Regions from separate parts of the Homo sapiens genome. Here region 2 is linked to region 1. A link is a loop called in an ENCODE intact Hi-C map of the cell type or tissue named here. Cell type or tissue: endothelial cell of umbilical vein. All regions are shown on one strand. Links, peaks and the distances in the headings refer to the core of each region. The heading gives the core; the rest is flanking DNA. Region 1 overlaps ZNF638 (zinc finger protein 638). Region 2 overlaps DYSF (dysferlin).

The links. Peaks named below come from ENCODE experiments on the same cell type or tissue, not always from the same donor. Only the 100,000 strongest peaks of a DNase experiment are listed, where the experiment ranks them.
Region 2: it touches region 1 in a loop (8-fold over the local background); 2 of 110 quality-filtered maps call a loop at or near these places.

What each region holds. Positions count from the first base shown.
Region 1 is chr2:71,422,523-71,425,443 of GRCh38, reverse strand. ZNF638 (zinc finger protein 638) reads right to left here. Exons shown (of 28, transcript NM_014497.5): 22 at 1,406-2,630; 23 at 729-794. Among named protein-coding and RNA genes, the nearest start is that of DYSF, 43 kb to the left of the region's middle. RefSeq lists a silencer at 1,231-1,525. In endothelial cell of umbilical vein, for the core only: no CTCF peak of the experiment used is centred there; DNase peaks (open chromatin) are centred at 1,423 and 2,473; H3K27ac peaks cover 2,418 bases.
Region 2 is chr2:71,491,123-71,494,043 of GRCh38, reverse strand. All of the region lies in intron 3 of DYSF (dysferlin), which reads right to left. Among named protein-coding and RNA genes, the nearest start is that of DYSF, 26 kb to the right of the region's middle. RefSeq lists an enhancer at 1-2,921. In endothelial cell of umbilical vein, for the core only: no CTCF peak of the experiment used is centred there; a DNase peak (open chromatin) is centred at 1,673; H3K27ac peaks cover 2,268 bases.

The sequences.
Region 1 (2,921 bases), core at 260-2,759:
TTTCTAGGGAGAATATCTACAAGCGATTGTACTATCAAATTAACAAAGCAAACTGAAGTAGCCACAATCCTTACTTCTGCTTTAGTAGCCATAATCCTTATTTCTGCTTTAGTAGCCATAATCCTTATTTCTGCTTAAAACTAGTAACATTTCTCCTTGCCCCAACAACATAGGCCCAAATCTATCCCCTACCAGGTAAGAAAAGTAAAATGACTGAAAAAAATTCTATGAATGGTAAAAACCTAAAATAACAACCAAATATAAAATATGTTTGACAACAGAACTTGGTACCAGTAAAGTTAATCTTAGAGACCATCCACTTAAGGTTAAATTAGAGCCAAAAGGATAACCTGTTTTAACAAAATGAGGATGACTCAAGTCAAATGTCAGTCTCTTTCACATATATAAATTTTTTTTCTGTGTCTACAACCTATTCCTGTCAATATGAGATTGGAGGTATTGCCCTACTCTACTCTCTTTCTGTCCCCATATAACATTTTGCCCGCTCCCCCCGCCTCAAGAAAACACAAGGTGTTTAGACTAGCTCAAGGTCAAAAAGTAAATTAATGGTAGGATTAGAGATAAGTTAAAAACAAAACATCTCATTCCTATCCCTTGCTCTAAACTCTTAGTCACTAACATTGTTAAGGCAGGCACAAGTTATAAGATAGATGAACTGTGCTATGGAGATGAAAAAGAAGGGTTAGGGTCTGTGATCTATTTTTTACCTCTTTAGATTTGGAACTTCTACCAGTAGTGCTTTTAGGATTCTTAGTGTTTTGCTCAGCCAAAGTCTGAAATAGTAAATAAGAAATACAGAAAAACGGAATTTACAACCATATTATTAATGTTCTGGAAAAAAAAACAAAAAACAAAAAAAAACAGTAAACATTACCCAAATACAGTCAATTATGCAAATTATTTAACATGTATACAAAACTAAGTCAACAGTCACTAAACAGTATAGGCACAGTCTGTACAAGTTGTAGTTAAATTCAGTTTTACTGATCTTTTCGTCCCACAATGTCTAGTTAGGCAATCAGTGACCTGATAAAGGAAGCTTCAATTTAAGAGAGGAAACAGTTTCCCATTCAGAAGCAGAGTGGTAAATCACCTTAGGAGATTCACTGCAGACTTTTTTTTTTTTTTTTTAAACCACAGTTATTTCCAAATTGTATCCAAATAATGCTTTTCAAACATGTCAATAAATTATGAACTTGAGTTTAATACTCTGAATGTCTACTGGCTTAAACAATGGAATCATTTAAGAAAAGGAAATGGGAGCTTCCGGGGTAGAGTGAGGAGATGAAAGTATGAAACAAAATTACATCTCCTACTACATAGCTACAGCAGCGGAGCTAATCACTTCAAAGACACACTGTGCCATTCTTCCTACCCTCCTCACCTTATTGTTGCTGTCATCCCGTTTCATGATGGAAGGTCTAGCCTCTGTTTCCTGAGATTGTTTTGTTATATCTCTGTAATCCAGTTTAGAAAGCTTGCCTTGCAGGGCTGAGATCCTTCCACTGCCTCCTCTGGTAAGACTGCTCTGAGTAGGTTTGAATTTACTGCTGCTTTCTGCCAAGCCTGACCTGGCACTTGTGGGTTTAAGCAGACCAAATTCCTTGGCTGAAAGTTTCTTTTCAGCATTTATTTGATCTCTGGGCACAGATTTTGGAAAACTTTTCTGATTTTCAGTTTTTGAAACTGTAGCTTTTGCCTTAGGAGAAGAGACTATAACAGCCTTGATGCTTGGTTTACTGCTAGATACATCTGATACAGCCAGAATACTAGTTTTACTAGTTTCATCAGGCTTATTAGCCTGACCCACTCCTTTATTTGGGTATGCCTTGAATAAAGTGTTTTCTGCAGGCTTTTCTTTCATTGCTGCCATCTTTTCCACCTTTTCTGCATCCATCCTACCTTCATTCTTTTCAGCCTTCTCTGTTCCTATTTGAAGATCCATTCTGGTTTCCTTAGTATTAAATTCCTTCTCCTCCTTTTCATCCATGTTACCTTTTTTTTCAGAAATATTCTTTTTGTCCACTGTCTTCTCATCCCCAGTGGGAATTCCTGGTACTAACGTCACAATACAAGTTGATGGCAATATTTCCGAAACAGTTTCATTTTTTTCTACTTCAGCTACAGCTTCTACCATAGTCTGTGTAATTCCAGAAATGAAATCTTCTGCTTCAGATGGAGATTCTTCTAGAATTCCTTTGAGGTTCCTTTCTTCTGCAAACACACTGTCAGATGGTAACAATGCTGTTTTAGGGTTAATAATTTCTGCCCCTTTCTTCTCCAAGTCACTGTTAAACATCTGCTGATTTAAAGCACACTCCTCGGCATTTTCAGTGAATTGTTCAATACTGACTGAAGCGGATGCTACAAGAGGAATTTCTTCTTTGACCTCCTCTCCTTGAGTTTCAAGCTCCAAAGTTTCAACAGCAAAGTCAGAATCACATGTTGCTTTTTCAGCTTCTTCCTCACAAGGCTCTTCCTGCTGTACCAAAGTTTCTGTTTGAATGCTGGGAGTACTTTCTTCTTCAAGCTCATTAGGTTTAACAGAGGGACTATCAGTTGCTGTTTGCACCTCACTTTCATCAATTGGACTGTTTTTCAAGCCAGGGCTAAAAGTATTTAAAAACAAACAAAAAGAACACAAACAAAAACACAAACAAAAATCAAACTATGATGAGAATTCAACCATTATAAAGAATCCTGCTGATGCCAATTGTTAAGACTTCCTGATGCATTCGTAATAAGCACTGGGAAATCCAACCAATCAGCATAAAATGGGTAAGATGTATTGCTGGAAATACGTAAATAATATAAATTATGACTGTTGATATGTTCCTTTTGCGCTCATGTGATTACAGCCAATATTTTCCCTCCTCTGTCAAGTTAACCCCTGACATTGA
Region 2 (2,921 bases), core at 256-2,755, 69 kb before region 1:
TCAAAAAACACTTCTGCAAGAACATCTGCCCACTAATTACCAGTCCAACCCTGGACCAGAATCACCCTTGTAATTGATTTTTATAGCCAAGGATAATATTTCAAAATAATTATGTAATCCTCATTATTTTCCTCTTTTCCTCTAAAAAACCTTTGTGTTTCTTTCTTTCTTTTTTTTTTTTTTTTTTTTTTTGAGACAGAGTATCACTCTATCACCCAGGCTGTAGTGCAGTGGCACGATCTCAGCTCACTGCAACCTCCACCTCCTGGGTTCAAGCAATTCTCCTGCCTCAGCCTCCCGGGTAGCTGGGACTACAGGCGCATGCCATCATGCCTGGCTAATTTTTGTATTTTGAGTAGTGACGGGGTTTCACCATGTTGGCCAGGCTGGTCTTGAACTCCTGACCTCAAATGATCCACCCACCTTGGCCTCCCAAAGTGCTGGTATTACAGGCGTGAGCCAGCGCACCCAGCTGAAAACCTTTGTGTTTCTTTACCTCCTTAAATACTCATGTGGTTTACTATGGCATGCATATTCCCACGGCTGGCTCTATTCCCTCACAAATATCTTTTTTCTCTGTTCGTTATTTAGGCTGACATCCCAAATGAGGAACATTCTATTAGAAAAAAGGGATACTATATTATTCAAAACTGTAAATTGTCATGAAAGACAAAGACTAAGGAAACGTTCCAGATTAAAGGAGGCTATAGAAACATGACTAAATTCAATATGGACCACAGGCTGAATCCCGCACTGGGGGAGAGGGAAAGGGAAATTGCTATGAAATGAAAAACATTATTTCATCCATTAACATGACTGGAATACAAACAATATATTAGATAAAAGTATGGTATCAGCCAGGTGCTGTAGCTCCCTCCTGTAATCCCACCACTTTAGGAGGCTGAGGCAGGAGGATCCCTTGATCCTAGGAGTTCAAGACCAGCCTGGACAACATAGTGAGACCCTGTCTCTACAAAAAAAATATATATATTAAATTAGCCAGACGAGGTGGCTTGTGCCTGTGGTCCCAGCTACTTGGAAGGCTGAGGTAGGAGGATGGATTGAGCCCAGGAAGTCAAGGCTACAGTGAGCCTTGTTCAAAGCACTGCACTCCAGCCTGGACAACAGAGTGAGGCCCTGTCTCAAAAACAAACAAACAAACAAAAAAGTATGGCATCGTGTTAAATTTACTGAAGTTGATAACTGTGTCCCTACTCTTAAGAAATATACACTGAAATATTTAGGAGTCAAAGACCGTGATGAATATGACTTACCTTCAAATAGGAGTAAGAGAAAGAGGGAGAAACAAGAAGGGAGAGACGAGAGAAAGAAAAGGGGGGGGGGGAGGAAGGGAGATAATAATAATAAGTATAATAAAACATATATACTAAAACTAATGGAGTAAAATGTGAATAAGTATATCTGAGTAAAGAATATATGGATGTTCTTGTACTATTTTTACAACTTTAAATTTGAATTAAAAAAAATGTTCCAGAAGGGTTACCATGTATCCATTTCTCATTCTTTCTTTGAAATGAAGAAAAGCGCATGCCAATTAAAACTATATATGTATTGCGAGTAACTCATCACTGACTCACTGTATCTCCCCCTGGTTAGCGTCAATGAGCCAGGTGACAGGAAAGTGAGAGAGCCCTGTCCTGGAAGGAGACACATGCCATACAGGGGAGGAAACACCTGTCCTCTGAGCCCCTCCAGCTCTCCGCTATGCGTGCCAGGCAGTGAGGGGCAGGAAACAGGGAACAGCAGGACATTCCAGAGCCCCTGAGTCCCCTGGCCTCTGGCAGCCTTCCGGCCAGTATCTGATTCCCCAGGGCCTGCCCAAGGGTAACTCTAAATAGTTTTCCACTTCAGTCTAGAGAAAGACAAAAGAAAAATGATTCTGAAAGCCAGGGATGTCCTGGATAGAATCCAGGGCAAAATATAGTCATAAAAATCCTTGAAAATAAGGATATGGTCAATGCTTTCGGGCCCGCTGAAAACAATGAGGCAGTGAAGGGTAAATAATCCTGCCCAAAACAGCCTCCCAAGCATGCCAGAAGCGGGGGCTGGCAAACCAGCTTGCTAAAACCAGAGGCCAAGCCTATGCCTTTTCCCAACTTCTAACACAGCAAACCGCCACTCTGCCTTTATAAAGGTCTGTGTGCTATGTATGTTCATTGCAGCACTATTCACAATAGTAAAGACATAGAATCAACCTAAATGCCCATCGATGATAGACTGGATAAAGAAAACGTGATACATATACACCCTGGAATACTATGCAGCCATGAAAAAGAATGAGATCATGTCCTTTGCAGGAACATGGATGGAGCTGGAGGCCATAATCCTTAGCAAACTAACCCAGGAACAGACAACCAAATCCCAAATGTTCTCACTTATAAGTGGGAGCTAAATGATGAGAACACATGGGCACATAGAGGAGGACACACACTGGGACCTTTCAGAGGGTGGAGGGTGGGAGGAGGGAGAAGATCAGGAAAAATAACCAATGGGTCCTAGGCTTAATGCCTGGGTGAGGAAATAATCTGTACAACAAACTCCCATGACACAAGTTTACCTATGTAAGAAACCTGCACCTGTACCCTGAACTTAAAAATTTAAAACAAACAAATAAAGGTCTGTGTGCACACGTGCACCTCTGGGTAAATGCCTGTTGCCATGTGAGTGCAACTGACAGGTGAGAAGCAGAGAGAAAAAAGTTTTATACAGATAGAACAGAGTGAGGGTTAGTATTCCTAATAATATTCCAAATATATGTAATTATTATGAATTAAAAGGAAAAGACGAGCAACCCAAAATACAATGATTGGCAATCACAAAAGAAGAAATAGAAATGGACAATCAGCACACAAAAGATGCTCAACTTTACAAATGGCCAAGGAAACACAAATTACAACTTT